Linked DNA regions of Homo sapiens: region 2 is linked to region 1. A link is an interaction called in ENCODE POLR2A ChIA-PET data of the cell type or tissue named here. Cell type or tissue: CD4-positive, alpha-beta T cell. All regions are shown on one strand. Each heading gives the region's core, and the rest is flanking DNA. Links, peaks and the distances in the headings are about the cores only.

Evidence for each region. ChIA-PET counts read pairs that join two places held together with the same protein. Peaks named below come from ENCODE experiments on the same cell type or tissue, not always from the same donor. Only the 100,000 strongest peaks of a DNase experiment are listed, where the experiment ranks them.
Region 2: POLR2A ChIA-PET joins it to region 1 with 24 read pairs; 28 of 35 experiments call an interaction of 5 or more read pairs at or near these places.

What each region holds. Positions count from the first base shown.
Region 1 is chr6:28,262,662-28,271,003 of GRCh38, reverse strand. ZSCAN26 (zinc finger and SCAN domain containing 26) reads right to left here and starts at 3,861. Exons shown (of 4, transcript NM_001023560.4): 1 at 3,791-3,861. RefSeq lists enhancers at 3,255-3,819, 3,964-4,023. In CD4-positive, alpha-beta T cell, for the core only: no CTCF peak of the experiment used is centred there; a DNase peak (open chromatin) is centred at 3,903; H3K4me3 peaks cover 1,503 bases; H3K27ac peaks cover 1,052 bases.
Region 2 is chr6:28,332,156-28,340,497 of GRCh38, reverse strand. ZSCAN31 (zinc finger and SCAN domain containing 31) reads left to right here and starts at 4,350. Exons shown (of 4, transcript NM_030899.5): 1 at 4,350-4,416. RefSeq lists an enhancer at 4,685-4,804. In CD4-positive, alpha-beta T cell, for the core only: no CTCF peak of the experiment used is centred there; DNase peaks (open chromatin) are centred at 3,857, 4,447 and 4,877; H3K4me3 peaks cover 1,923 bases; H3K27ac peaks cover 1,561 bases.

The DNA of each region.
Region 1 (8,342 bases), core at 285-8,284:
TTGTAAAATGAAGATAATACCTAATTCACAGAAGTTTTGAGGTAAATGAGATAATTCTAAAGAACAGAAGGAATTCACTGATTTATAAGGGAAATGATATGAGCACAGTGTTCAAGAGTGTGAAATGCTATAAGATGGTGAATTAATCTAAGACCTGGCATAGACACTTGATTCAAAAACAAAGATGTCATTAGTGACCTCTGTGAAGGTAATTTTGGTAGTGAGAATAGCTAGCCTGCCATAGGAAATGAGAAAATGGAGAGTGAGCATAAATGACAAATTTCAAAAAAGTAATACATTGAATGGAACAAGAAAGATAGGGCAGAAACTAGAAAGGGCTAATGTAGAGTATAAGTATTTTTGTGACTTCAATTACTGTCCTTATGCTGATGATTTCCTTATTCTTCAGGTCAGATATCTCAAGTGTCAGACCTGAATTTCCTTCTGCCTATTTGGGACCAGGATACCCTACAGAAGCCTCTCAAATCCAACATGTCAAAAATGAACTCAGACAATTCCCTACCATCCTTTGGGGCAGGCCCTTGGTATGTGGGGATTTAGCATTCTTGATTTTGACTATGCTTGAGTATCCCTATAGATCAGTGAAACACCATCTGTCAGCTGCTGACACATGCCTTTGAATCAATGTGCATGCGGTAAGTGGGAGAACGGGAGAAGGCTCACTTAATCAGTGGCTTAGCCTCCAAACAGTTTGCTGTTATATATTCCTGAATGTGTATATAGTTAACATTTCCCAGCTGATAATTATTTTTCTTAGTCAAAATGAACTTAAACTTTAAAAAGCCAATTCCTAGTATTCTTAATATAAGTAAAAAAGTCCAAGAAAGTGATGATTATCAGTGAAACCCCGTGTCTACTAAAAATACAAAAAATGAGCCGGGTGTGGTGGCACACGCCTGTAGTCCTAGCTACTCGGGAGGCTAAGGCAGGAGAATCACTTGAACCCAGGAGGTGGAGGTTGCAGTGAGCTGAGATCACACCACTGCACTCCAGCCTGGGCGACAGAGTGAGACTCTGTCTCAAAAAAAGTGATGATTATTAGCCAGAAAATAAAAGATTGGTATTGTAATGGTTAATTTTATGTGTCAACTTAACTGGCCACAGGGTGCTCAGATATTTGGTCAAACATTATTCTGGATGTTTCTGTGAGGGTGTTTTTGGAATGAGATTAACATTTAAATTGGTAGACTGTTGACTAAAACAGACTGCCCTCCATAATGTTGGTGGGCCTCATCCAAGCAGTTAAAAGTCTGACTAGAACAAAAAGGCTGACTCATCCCTGAGTAAGAGAATTCTTCCTGTCTAAAATGCTTCAAACTGAATCATCAGCTTTTTTCTTGCCATCAGACTTGGAACTAAAACAGCTCTTACTGAATCTCAAGCCTATGGCCTTCAGACAGGAACTACACCATCAGCTCTCCTGGTTCTCAGGCCTTTGGGCTTGAGCTGGAACTAAACCATTTGCTCTCCTGGGTCTCCAGCCTGAAAACTCACTCTGAAGATACTGAGACTTGCCAGCCTCCATAATGACCTATGCTAATTCCCTATAGTAAATCTCTTTCTAGATCTCTACCTATCTTTACCGATATAGATACCCTAGTTATACAAATAATGACACAAATACAGGCATATGTATATATATACATAATTCGTATTATTGTTTAGGTATATATACCTGTATTCGTATTTTTTATATATACCTGTATTCATATTATTATATCTATAGAGATATCTATACCCATATCAGTATATATCTATGCCACATACATATATATATACTGGTATCTATATCAGTATTGGTATATAAATAAACATGTGGTATGATGTTGATATGTATATATAGGGTATGATGTGTTTTTTTTTTTTCTTTGAAATGGAGTCTGCCTCTGTTGCCCAGGCTGGAGTACAGCAGCGCAATCTTGGCTTACTGCAACCTCCGCCTCCCGGGTTCAAGTGATTCTCCTCCCTCAGCCTCCCGAATAGCTGGGATTACAAATGCCTGCCATGACACCCAGCTAATTTTTGTAATTTTAGCAGAGACAGTGTTTCACCATGTTGGCCAAGCTGGTCTCGAATTCCTGACCTCAAGTGATCCACCGTCCTCAGCCTCCCGAAGTGCTGGGATTACAGGCATGAGCCACCGTGCCTGGCTGGGTATGAGGCTGAATTAGTGGTGAGTTCATTTCTATAATGTGATTAAATATATCAAACACAATATATAATAAATAATTTGATAAACTGTTTTGGGAGGAGCTCCATCTACCCAGCTATTTGAGCCAGAAAACTGACCATTCCTTCCTCCTTTCATATCTCATGTATCTGATCAATCAAGTTCTATTGATTCTATTGCTTAAATATCTCTCAAATCAATCCACTTCTCATCCCCTTTGCCATTGTCTTCTCCTACCTAGACCACTGTGACAAACAGACTGGTCTGAGACACCAATCTATTTTCCACACGCAAACAGTGATCATTCTAAGGAGGATATGAAATATTATTATGTCCCTGCTATGCCTGTTACATATAATGGCTGATTATTACCCTTAGGATCAAGTTCAAAACATTTAATATGGTTTACATTGTTTTTTGATCTAATAAAGTACTTTATTTCATCAAATTTGCAATACTCCTTCTTGCTCCTTGGCCCTTCCACAGCTTATTCCTTCTGCTTGGACCACCCTCCAACCCTCCAATTTTCTTCTTGTTAATGCCCACTCACACTTCATGTCTCAGCATAATAAAACAATGAGCCAGGACAACTATACTACATGTTTCACATATATTAATTATTTAACCCTCACACAACCCTATAAAGAAGACACTATTCCTAATTTCTTCGTGCAGAGAAGGAAATTGAGACGGGGAGAGTTGAAGAACTTACACGAGGTACCAAAGCTAAACCTCAGATCTTTTCTCCAGTATCTCTTGCACCCACAGGCCCAAAACCTTGGATTTATATTTGCCTTCTTACTGTCACACCCTACATCTGACCCAGTAGCAAATATTATTGTCTCTATTTTCAAAGCAGATCATAATCTGATCACTGGCTCAAGATATCCTTATCTCCCACCTGAATTACTTGGAATTTTAAAAAATTACTCTTAACTTTTAAGTTTTCTTGATTCCATTCTTGCCCACTTACAATCTATTATCATCATGAGTCTCCAAGTAAAGAAGCTTTAAAACATAAGTCAGATCATGTTTTCTTCTGCTCAAAATCCTCCAAAAACACACACCAAAAAAAGACAAAATTCCTTACACGATACAGTTCTCATTTCCTCTACACTCTTCCTCTCCATACCCCAATCTCTCTGACATCATTCCCTACAAAGGTCGCCTTTGTTCACTGCTCCAACCGCTCTGGTCTCCCCGTTATTCCTCAAATATGCCAAGCAAGCTCCTGCTTTAAGACCTTTGCACTTGCTATTCCCTCTACCTAGAAAGTTCCTGACCGCAAAAGCCACTTAGGTCTTTCCACCCACCTCCTTCAGATTTCTGCTCAAATATTACCTTCTCGGTGGCGCCTACCTTTAATATCTACTTAAAATTGCGCTGAATGGATGAAAAATATGCAGCAGAAGGTTGTACTCTGTTTACCAGATCCACAGCTTCATCACTCTCATAGGCCCCAGGGCCGACACCTCCGCTACGGACCCCGCCCCCTCGGTCGAGGGAAGATTCTCTGCACCCGCCGGGAAGCAGCTGCTCCCTAGGCCCCTAGGCCGCAGTTCCGCCCCAGCCCGGGGCCCAGCTCCAGGGTCCGCTCACCTGGTCAAGGGGCCTCAGAGGACCCAAACGCTCTGAAACAGCGTCTTAGCTCATCGCCGAGTGTCAGCTCTAGCTCTTCGGAGCGCTTTCTTCTCCGCTCTAGGAACGCTGGAGGACCTTGGCTCGATGGTGCTGCCGCTTAGGCATCGCAGAAGGAGACTAACATGGGTGCTGCCTGCTGAGGACGGCTGGGAGGGTCATTTCGTTGTGAGCTAAGATTGTTGGGGTTTTTTTTTTGTTTCTGTTTTTGTTTTTGTTTTCTCATTTTAAAGTGGATGTTTATTTTATTCATGTAAAAACAGGCCAGCTCCGTTGAGTGTTATCACAAACAGCCAACATTTTCACTTTGCTCACATAAATAAAACACACATACTTCGCCATTTTTCGCAATTTAGAAATTCATCAAACACAATGGCAAAAATAATTGTCAAAGTATTTCGAAAATTAAACTAAACAATGGACATACGTTTGGATTGAAAGGTTTAAGGTAAGAAGAAATTAGGGCTATTACTGTGAGAGAAAATAAATCAACAACACTTTGCAATCAATGTAAGTTTCAGGGGGAATAAAAGCAACAGATATCACTTTATCAAAATAAATTCTACAACAGAGAACAGAAATAGTCTCTCTTGCCCACAGTATCACAAACTGGGTTTTTATAGTTTTTGAATAAGATAAACTCTTTGAATGCTTATACATTGCTAGTGGGAATGTAAATTAGTTCTGCCACTGTGGAAAGCAATTTGGAAATTTCTTAAGGAACTTAAAACAGAGCTCTCATTTGACCCAGCAATTCCATTATTGGGTATATACCCAGAGGAATATACTGTTCTACCATAAAGACCATGCATGTGTATGTTCATCACAGCACTTTTCACAATAGCAGAAACATGGAATCAACCTAGATGCCCATCAGTGGTGGACTGGAAAAAGAAAATGTGGTACATAACACCATGGAATATCATGCAGCTAAAAGAATGAGATCATGTCCTTTGCAGCAACATGGATGCAGCTGGAGGCCATTTATCCTAAGCCAATTAACACAGGAACAGAAAACCAAATACTGCATGTTCTTACTTATAAGTGGGTGCTAAACATTCAGTAAACATGAACACAAATGGGAACAACAGACACAAGGACTTCTTGAGGGTGGAGGGTGAGAGGAAGGTGAAGATTGAAAAGTTACCTATAAGGTACTATGCTACCACTTTGGTGACAAAATCATTTGTACACCAAACCCCAGCAGTATGCACTTTATTCATGTAACATACCTGCACATGTACCCACTGAACCTAAAACAAAAGTTGGAAGAAAGAAAAAAAAACCTTTAAAAAATCTGAACAAACTTTTGTGTTTAACTGATCAGTTGACAGAAGCTTTGAAATATCATTAAATATACAAAACATTGTACTGACGTGTAATTTATTCAGTGTTTCAAGCATTGAAATTATCATAACAGAAAAAAAACAACCAGTTTCATTATCACAAGCAGTTATCTTTTCTTCTTAAGTGTCTGAATGTATCTTTGAAAGCATATTTTTAAAGTAAAAATTAAATATGTTTACTTTAAAACTTTTCATAAGGCCAACAAATCTAGTCAATATGTGTTACTAATTAGAAGTCAATATTCTTTCTTGAGAGGAAAACTCATATATCTTATTTTTTAATATCTAGAAAAGGACCTTTTCAAAAATTATATAAGGGATAAACATAAAGAAAATTTAATTTAAATAGAAAGTAAATACTATATCCTATTTACTCCCCCTCTAAAATTCCCTACTATGACTAGTTTCTTAAATCTGTCACTTTTATTGTCAAGGCTGAGATTATTGCCATTGCACTGGATATCCCATGAAAATCAAAACCTTTAAAGTAGCTAGACAAAGAAGAGTTTTTTTAAATTTTCAAGGTGTGCATTTTTCATTTAAACAGTCTGTTTGTACCTTTTGGGAGGGGTAGGGGTAGATAAGGTGAGAATAACTCAAAACACTGTTATCACCAGGAGAGACAAAATACTAAAATACAAATCAATTTTCAAACTTGAGGTTTTCATTTTCCAGGATTATCCTTATTTTTGTAAACTATAGTGATCATGTTTCTGCCAGGTCCATTCATACGATATTCAAGATAAGAACTTTCTTTTCCATATTATCAGTAGAGATGCTATCGCATTATGAGTCATGTCACCATGCTCCAGCATAAGATTTACAGTTCTTATCTTCTGGTAATGATGCTTCCTGCTCTTCTCTCTGCTTCTTATACGTATACAGCAAGGTCTCATTCATTACTCTGAGTTTTAAAATAAGTTATTTGTCCAGTGATCGTTCTAAACAATCAAAGCCTACAAATGAATCTAACAAATTTATAGCTTAATATTAGGAACCTATAACTTTAAGTCACCCATATTAGGCTGATAAAGAAAAATCATATAATCTCCACAAATGCTACAATGTCATTTCATAAAACTCAACATATATTTCTGACTAAAAGCAGAAACTCCTAATAAAAAATAAATAGATGGATGATTCCTTTATAAGGCAAAAATAAATACATCTCAAATATACCAAAAACCTCCCTTATATTTGATGGTGAAATCTTAGACATATCCCCCATAAATTCAGATTAAAGTCTAGCTGAATTCGTTAGGCTAAGAATAAAAAGAGCAATTTTGCTAAATGTATGATTTCTTACTCCCTAAATTGCTGGTGGCTAAGGTTAAGAAACACCTTCCCTTGTGCTACAGAACTTTAAAACAAACAAACATGAAATACACATTAGACCCCTTATGCCAGTGGGAGATTTTTATATTTTGTGAAACACTACTTTTGATAATTCCACAAAGTCATATAATGATGGTCTGTGAGAACATTAATGCTATTTCATAAAATGTATCAATTGTAAATCAGCACAGCCTCACTAGTTTGCTTTCTTAGGCTGTTTCTCAGCACTGAATAAAACTCAGTGTAACTCTAGTGGCTAAGACAAGTTATTTGATCTGTTCAACTTCCTGCTTGAGCAGAGTGAAATAATAAAGTGATTCTGATGGTTTCTTGAAATGTAAACGTAATACAAAATTTTCGTTATACTGTTTTTCTTCTATTTCACAATCCATAGCTACATACTCTGGGCAAAACTACTTCAAAGGAAAAGTTGTAACCCTTTTTATTAGCTCCCCTGAGACAACAGTGATCTGCAGTCATATTCCAACTCTTGAAATCTCTTTTAAGGCAGATTTATTGGCCAAGTCCCTCTCTAATAGCAACATTAAATGGCAAGTTAAGCATAACTACAGCAAAAAAGCTATCATGAGTATTCCACTGTAGGCATTAGACATACTATTTGTTGCATGGTGTGTATTTTATCTTTCTGGGAAAGAAGCTCACCGATCTTACCTTGGCTTACTTAGAAGTCAGTTTCTCAGCTGCATCTTCTTCCAAGCGAGAAAGATAAAGATATTTGTTTGGCCACTGTTAGAAAACCTTTTTAGGCTTTAACGGGCATTACAGTCAAGTGTCTCTCAGAAAAACAAGTCAAAGGTAAATAACACGGAGATATATTTGCAAGATATTTGATAAAGATCTAATTTATTAAAGAGTTTTTATGACCAGTTAAGAAAAAAGACCAACAACGCTATAGAAGAGTGGACAAAGGTTATCAGAGGAGCAGTTCACATACACACAAAAGAATTTCAAAAGACTCGTAAATACATCTATGAAAGGATGCTCTATCTTACTTTTAATAATAAATACAAATAAAATGCCATTTTCACCTTAGATTGGGAAAGATCAAAAGGTTTGAAAATACAATATTGGTGATGATGTTGGTGAGTGTGTAAACATAGAAGGTGGTGTTGCAATATCTACTAAAATTTAAAAGCACACACAGCTTAAATCTGGCATTCTTAGTCTTTCCTTGACCACTATATCAAAAAAGTTCCCCCCAATTCTGTCTCTAGCCCGTTACTTTTTTCACATCATACTGTAATTTGTAATTTTTGCCTGTTGGCTTTTATAAGTCTGTCTCCCCCAGTAAAATGTAAAATTCTATGATGGCAAGGAGCAAGTCTAACTTGTTTCTTGGTTTATCCTCAGTACCAGCCATAGTGCCTAATACATAGAAAGCACCTGATATTTTCCCTTTGTTTCAATAATTCTATTTTGAGGTTAGCATTTCTAGATGACCAAAAGGATTCTTTTTGACCTAATATTCATCTATTTTTAGTTGAATATGCTACAAATATACTGTCACATATCCACAGAGGCTTTCAATATAGTACTCTGTGACAGTAAAATACAGAAAAACATCTTAACCATCCAACAAAATACGGTGCTTTCATATAATGGAATACTACAAGATTATCTAAAAGAAAGAAAGATTCATATGTATTGATATAAAACATCTCCAGGATGTATTAATTGAAAAGAGCAAGGTGTCAATCCATGTGTATCATGTGGTATAGTTTGTTCTAAAAATGGAAATACGCACATGTAACAGCATGTCTATCACCAATATGCCACAACACCCTTTGGCGAAAATCTCAAGGTGGTGTGGT
Region 2 (8,342 bases), core at 45-8,044, 70 kb before region 1:
AGCAGGAGAGAGAAGAAGAGAACAGAGTGAAGGGGGAAACCCCTTATAAAACCTCAGATCTCATAAGACCTTAGTATCATGAGAATAGCAAGGAGAAAACCGCCCCCATGATTCAATTATTTCCCACTGGGCCCTTCCCACCACATGTGGGGATTATGGGAACAATTCAAGATGACATTTGGGTGGGGACACAGCAAAACCATATCAATGGGCAAGAGCAAAGGAATAATAGTGTCATAAGTTTCTGTCTATATGTGAAATGTAAATTGTTAAATATGCAACTAAGACTAAAATGTGAAGTGATACAATATTATTTCCAATTAGGCTGTGATAAATTAAAGATGGGTATTGTAATTACTGTAACAGTCATCAGATTCCTATCTATTTCCACTGCAGCACTTAACTTATTCAGAAGTGGGTTTATGATTAAGTCTATAAAGTGTAAGTGATTCTACATTTGCATGTTTCTTCAAATGCCCTGGCCTGGAATGATACCTAGCAATGTGTTTACATGGTTCATATGCTTGTAAAATTTGAGGGGAAAAAATGGATTCTACACTTGCAGTTTCTTCAAATGCCCTGGCCTGGAATGATACCTAGCAATGTGTTTACATGGTTCATATGCCTGCAAAATTTGAGGGGAAAAAATGGATATTTTAGCAACAGGTGTTTAAACCACTGTTTGTTTCCATTTCTGACTCCCCATCTCTTATTTTTCTCTTGTTGAGTGGCACTGAAATAACAATAGAGAATTTTAGCATCTGGTAAGGGGACACTATCTTAGAAATAAGTCATTTTAACTACAATTTGAAAAGATATTTTGGCATGATTTAAGCAATAAATGCTAAATTACAAAATTAAATAATTTATTAAAGAACTGAGAGCAAATTTAAATTTAAAAATTAATGGAGGCTAGGCGTGGTGGCTCATGCCTGTAATCCCAGCACATTGGAAGGCCAAGGTGGGCAGATCACCTGAGGTCAGGAGTTTGAGACCAGCCTGGCCAACACGGCGAAACCCCGTCTCTACTAAAAATACAAAATTTGCCAGGCGTGGTGGCACATGCCTGTAATCCCAGATACTCGAGGTATGAGAATCGCTTGAACCTGGGAGGCAGAAGTTGCAGTGAGCTGAGATCGAGCCACTGCACTCCATCCTGGGAAATAGAGCATGACTCCTTCCCCACTCCCCTGCCAAAAAAAATTAATGGAATGTGAGAAACAAAAGAAATAAAGATAATAAAATCAATGGAAATTATTCTGACATCAGGAAGCAAATTATAACAAAAGAAACAATGTCAAATTATATAAAATCAGCAACTCATTAAGAAAAAAAGCTAAACTTTGAATACAGTAAAAAAATATGCTCTTGGATTAATTCTCTAGTGAAGAAAAGTGAATCACTGAACACATTGAAAAGAGATTTAAATTTCTTGCACATTTTACATAAAATACTGATATTGACAAAGACATCATAATATGCCATTGACAATGAGGACATCTAAGACCAACTAGTTAATGTGTCATCAACACAGAGATTCTCAGATTAGTCCCCACATAAAAAAATTTGAATGTCCTGAAATCTTGTAGCTCATAATTGAAAGAAACTTGATAGAAGTTTACTCAAATGTCAACAATTTTAAAAAGCTTTTGATCAACCATGCTAGAGGAATGGCTACATTAACTTTTTATTCTTTCTAGAAAAATTTAAATTATGAAATTAACATACAAAGAAGCAGTCCAAGAACATAAAGCCAACAAATTAGGGGAGAGTTACTATAGAGGAGTCAGGCAGTTAAATAATAAAAATATTTTGTTATTTTTCTGATTTTTGTTTGTGATATTTGGAAGACTTTAAAATTTGTAGTATAGCTGGATGTGGTGGCAGCAGCTCACACCTTTAATCCCAGCATTTTGGGAGGCAGAAGCAAGAGGATTGCTTGAGCACAGGAGTTTAAGGTTGCAGTGATCACACCACTCCACCCCAGCTTAGTTGACAGAACGAGACCCTGTTCTGTCTCGTTTTGTAATTGTAATTATCATTACAATTACAAAAAAAATTGTAATGTGATGTAAAGAATGTATTTTCCATTCTATATTTATTTATTTATTTTTCGAGATGGGATCTCACTCTGTCAGCCACGCTGGAGTGCAGTGGCACAATCTCAGCTCACTGAAAACCCCACCTTCCAGGCTCAAGCAATCCTCCCACCTCAGACCCACAGGCATGTGCCACAATGCCTGGCTAATTTTTGTATTTTGGGTAGAGATGGGGTTTCACCACGTTGCCCAGGCTGGTCTTGAACTCCTGAGCTCATGCAATCTGCCTGCCTCAGCCTCCCAATGTGCTAGGATTATAGGCGTGAACCACCACGCCTGGCCTATTTTCCATTCTAAATCTCCATTTTTGTTTTTTTTCTTTTTCCTTCTTTATTTATTTATTTATTTAATTTTGGAGACAGGGTCTCAGTCTGTCACTCAAGCTAGAGTGCAGTGGCACGATCATGGCTACTGCAGCTGGTGATTATCCCTGCTCAGCCTCCCCAGTAGCTGAGACTAATAGCATGAGTAACTGTGCCTGGATAATATTTTTTATTTTTTGCAGAGACAGAGTCTCACTATGTCGCCCAGGCTTGTCTTGAACTCCTGGACTCAAGAGATCCTCCCATCTCGGCCTCTCAAAGTGTTGGGATTACAGGCGTGAGCTATTACACCTGACTTAAGTCTCCATTTTCATATCTATGTTTGTACTTGTAATTTTGTATTCCTTTTCTCAAATAAGGTCTCTTGAATTGTATAAGCTGGGTCTCTTTCTGTCTGTATTCCTTGTTACATTATAAACCCCATGAGGATGAGGACCTTGTGTCCTTCATTATTATTATATCCAGCAAGCCCTTGGCACAAAGATCGCATTCAATGGGAATCTATATAATTAATGAATGAGTTGTAAAAAATCAATTCAACCTCTTAACATGTATTATCTGTCTTCTCTATTTCTATTGCTACTGCCTTGATTCAGGCCCTCACTCTCTCTACCCTGGATTCTTGTAGTAGTCTCCTAGCTGGTCTCCCTGCCTGTAGTCTCATTTCCTTACAGTCCATCCCCACATGGCTGCCAAGATAACATTTCTAGATGTAAATTTGATCAGACTGCTCAAATTCCTTGGTTAGGGATCCAAAAAAAGTAAGAGCTGGTGCCCCTGCCACATATACCACTCTCCAGTCATGCTGATCAGCCCAGTTCTTTGGATGTACCAAAGGATTTCACCCCAGTTCTGCTTTTGTACATTTGATTCCCTCTCCCAGAAATTTATTTCCTTTGCTCCTTTTCCAGTGTACACTGGCAGATTCCTGCTGAGTCTTGTTTTGCCCCATTAGTTTTCCTCTCTCTTCCACGCCACGAATTCAAACTAATACATACATTTATTTCCTACATACGTACTTAGCATGTTCCAGAGGCTATTCTCATCGATTTACAAGCACTTATTTTATTTTACTTCATTTCACATGCACGTCTGTTTTACGCAGTTACTTGTTTACACGCTCTTCTTCTAGACTTTGGGATTCCAGAAGACAGAGGTTTGAGTGTAAAACACAAAATAACAAAACCACAACAAAAACAACTCTGTATTCTCGTCCCCACCATTACCATCTCTCCTTTGTGATGTCAAAGAGACCAGAGGAAGTGGACAGACTCGGGGAAGAATAGGTAAGTATTAGAGACAGAAAAAGTATGAAGTCCCTTCTGTGAGGACTAACAATAGTGATGCCATTTTACAACCTTGATGACTGTGTTCTCAAGAAACAAAGCAAATGTCAACCCCGTCCATAGCTTCAACAGAGCATAACAGCTCTAACCGCAACAGAGCCTAACGGCCCTAACCACATCTGTCCCCAGTTGGAAAGTGTCCAAACAGTTCCAACTAGCCAGCACTTCCCCAACCCCTCCCCAACAGAAACTTTATTATAAAAGCCTCAGCTTGTAAGCGATCAGGATCTCAGCCAGATTCCTAACTGGAACTCTTCGCAGGCTTTTCCTGTAAATAAACCTGTTTGGCCGTGGAATTGCCTCCTGTTACTCGCTCTCTACGTTTATATCTTCCTAACACCTTCCGGCTCTAATGTTTTGGGTCTCGATGACCATCTAACTCCTAAATGCTGGGGGCCGCTCCCCATAGAAATGCCTCGCCGGATTTCTCCGCCTCGCACCCAGTGGGACTGGGATTTTTGGCCCCGGGGTTTGCAATAAGGGAGTCACCAAGCAGCAGCCACCTCTGGAATTCCTAGAAAGGAAAGAGTTGCCTGGCTTCAGCCAGTGGGCTCAGAACGGCTGACGCATTTCCGGCCTTTGCGGTTGATCGGTCATTGGGGTGCTGCAGCCCCGCCACCTGTTCCGTAGCTTGCCGGTGCCCCGAAGGTGAGTCTTGGCCCCTTGTCGCGACCCGCCAGGTTCCCAGAAGATTTCAGGTCTGTGCCTTGGAGTAGGCGGGGAGGGAACGTCTGCGCAGGCGTGACCCCCGCCCCTACACATTCACTGGCCTGAAGCCCCCGTGGAGTAGGTGGAGGTCCCGCCCCTTATCCTGAAGATTAAACAGCCTTTCTTTGTCTGAGATAACGCCCGGAGTTCTTTGTCCTGCCTCCAAGACGATAAAGGAGCGCAGACACAAAGGTGAGGTTAGAGCGAAAGTTTAATAAGCGAAAGGAAAAAGCTCTCTGCCAGCAGAGAAGGGGTCCCGACCGGGAGTACCCATTATGGGGCCCGTTCTGGGGTTTTTATGGACTGGAAAGGAGAGGGAATGCGCTTAGTCTGCGGGCTGTCCTGGCGAACGCTTGACTCAGCTTGGTCCGGGACCAATCAGGAGCTGAAATGATGATTCATAGCTGCTGCTTAGCTTGGCCCAGGACCTATCAGAAGCCGAAGTGAAAGTTTGGCCCCGGACCAATCAGGGGCTGAGGTGATGATTCACAGAAGCTGGGCTTATAGTCCTAATAAAGGAAAGTAGAGCGCCTGCCGGAACCTACCAGAACCCACCGTGTCCATACCCACAAAAGGAGAAGAAACTTTTCCTGGGAACCTGCTGACTATACAAAGGACAAAGGCATTATGTGTCAGGCCTTGTTCCCTTATCTGAGTGAGCTGGAGGTTCTGTGCAAGTTTTTATCCAAATGGGCCCGAGGTTTTTCTATCTATGCAGCCGTGGGCATATCTCTAGGCACAACACCCTGTGCTAGTTCCCTTATCGGTGCCTGCAACCTGATTTTTTCCCCAGGCTTAGTTTTATGTTATGTGGGGATAAGACACTAAATCATGGGCGGGGGCAGGCTCTCCAGGGACCCTTCCCTTGCTATCCACCTAAGGCAAGCTAGGTAGCCCTTTCACAGGGTGGTGGGAGAGACCCCTAGAGAGGTCGGAGCTTTGCGGCGAAACCGAGGTCCAGAGGTAGAGAAGGGTCTCTCCCTGTCAAAAGCCTTATTTCCTATATACACGTAATTTTTATTTAATAAGTCAACATTATGCAATGTTTGTCGCATATGTTTTCTTTAAATATTGTAAAAACCACCAACCTCATAACTTGTCACCTCTAGTTTCTAATGCATCTCTAAAAATTGGGGACATTTCCCTACATAACCACAAGATTATTAGCACACCCAACTAAGTGTAGGCGCTTCACCTAACACCTAGTTCATGTTTAAATCCTTCCACCCCCTGTTGTCCCACAGATGTCTTTTATACCTGTTTGTACCAACTAGGATCCAATCATAGACCACTCACTGCATGTAGTTGAGTCTTAACCTAGGGCAATTTTACTCTTTGCCTCCCTTCCTCCCATCCCATTGCCTTGTTTAAAAGGAGGCTCTTCCAGTCTTCCTGTAGTGCATCCCCATTTCTGGATTTGACTGTTTCCTCATGGTATTTAAGGTCTTCTTCTGTTTTCTTGTCATCGTAATTGGTATCCTTTGGGATTTATTTTACAACACACATGATTTGTGATTTACATGATCTCTTTGTTGCTGTTGTTAATTATGCTGACGTGAATGAAAACATTCTCATGAATGAAAACATTCTCTTTTATGCTCTTTCTGCCATGTTTTTATTTCGGTGAAGGACAGTGGGGACACATCAAATTCTGCATTGTTTCACTCTTTGCTGTCTGACACCTCGTAAACACTTAGTAAATATATGTGAAATGAATTCCTTTGTGGATTACAGGCAATGCATAAAAACTTAATCTTGTATTTAGGATGAGCTCTTCCACTTCCTCCAGGGGTATACCTTGTATACATTTTTTAAATTATGGCTTTTATTTTATTGTATTGTAACTATATCCTCATGAGCTATAAACACCTCTATATTCCAAGCTCTTAGCTCAGCTCCATAAATTGATTGTCCAGTGACTGAACTGCTTTTACAAAGGTTAAGCTCTTTCTCCTTTCACTTGTACAGTAACATCTAAACTAAGTGGAAGTCTTTCTAGATTCAGTGCAATAGTCTTCACCCCCTCCACTTTACCCTTTTTTTTAACTCTTGCCTCTTCTGCTTCTACTCTTGCTTTCTGCTTCCACTTTTGCCTCTACCCTCATTCCCTCAGCTCATTCTCCATCCAGTAGCAGAGCTTCTCGGTACAGAATTCAGCCTTGTCACTCCCTTTCTTAAAGCCTTCAGTGGTTTCTCATTGCATTTATAAAATCCTAACTCCTATGCCCTACATGATCTGACTCCTGCTTGGCTTGCCAGCCTAATATTTTGCCACTCTTCTCCCACATGACTGTAGACACTCCAGCCTCCTTTCCTGTCTTTGATGGCAGCATGCACTTCCTCAGGGCCTTTGGATAGTCCAGAGTGCTCTTCCCCTCCCTCATCCCTATTCTGTATGGCTCACTTCTTTTGCACTTAAGGGCTTGGCTTAAATGTTACCTCACTTCCCACTACCCCATCTAAATAGGCTGTCCATTTATTTGGTAACTCAGTGCCTAGTTTATTATCCTCAGTAATCATCACAACTCATAATTATTTTATTTGCCTCCTTACTTATTTTTGTTGTTGCTTTTATTTTTGGTTTGTCTTCCCCGTTAAAATGTTTGCTCCAGCAAAACAGGGCCTGGTCCCGTCTTTTTCACCATTGTAGCCCTAATGCCCAGCCAAGTACCTGGTATGTTATGAGTGCTCAATGAACATTTATTGACTAAATGAGCAAATAAATAGGTTAGTTACTAGTAATGAGTCTCTCCTTGTCCCTTGCCTCCTGGGCCTTAGTTGCTGATAAAGTCATAAGCTGAGTCAGCAGTCAACTACCTTTTATTTTTCTGTCTCCCTTTCATGAGTGTGGAAGTCCACTGCAGGTCCTGGAATGAAACAGTGAGCCTGGTTCCCTACAACCTGAGACACACCACATTTAATCCCCCAGGAGTTGAATTCTAGGATGTCTTTGACTGTTTCTGCAGTCAAGTCATCAACTCCACTAACTACTCTGTGTTTGTGTTTCTGGTCCACTGAGATTTTTGTCTTGTATTTGTAGCTGGCCATGTCTTTCTCTTTATCCCCTTTTATATATCATCTCCCAATGCCAAATGTTTGGAGTCAATTTGGTAATTAATCATAAATTGGCCTGTTTCATATCACCCTGGAAATCTAAATCCAATCTTTAATGTTGCTTTTGAGCTGTTGTTGGGATGTTCAGGGGGACACCCCTGGTGGTATCTAGAGATGGGCTTCAGTACACAAATGGGAGGTCACCACTGGTCACAGTCTGTCCTGGATTTTCTTGAATATTTCTTCTAGTATTTTCAACTGTCTACTGACTATTAACATATGAAGTCAATATTTTATTTTGTTGGGTCTATTTCCTCTATGAAATGAAGATATTCAATTTACTAATACTACTTTACTAATAATACCTGCTCATTGATATTTATGTAATGATTGCTATGGGCCAGGTACTGCGCTAAGCTTTTTATATGCGTTACCTTGTATAATCATAACACCTATAAGAGGAGTACTATGGTCATTAACACTTAGAGAGGCCACAGGATTTGAACGTTATTCACTGTACTGCAGTGCTTCAGTAAAGATCATTTTAAATAGTTTATTCCATTTAATTTGTCAGATGTCTATCAAGTATTTGTTCCCTGCTAGGATATCAGATGACACCAAATTTGCATTTAATCGAATAAATCAGGTAAACAAAACATTGAAGATGCGTTCATAATTTTGTGGTAAGTCCAGACTTCTAAGTCTTCTAGGCATTTTAAAAATAAGAAGTGTCTGTAATCTGTAGCAGTTTGGGAGAGGAGATAGGAAGAGATGGGAGGACTGGCTGGGAACACAGGGTAATGCATATACAT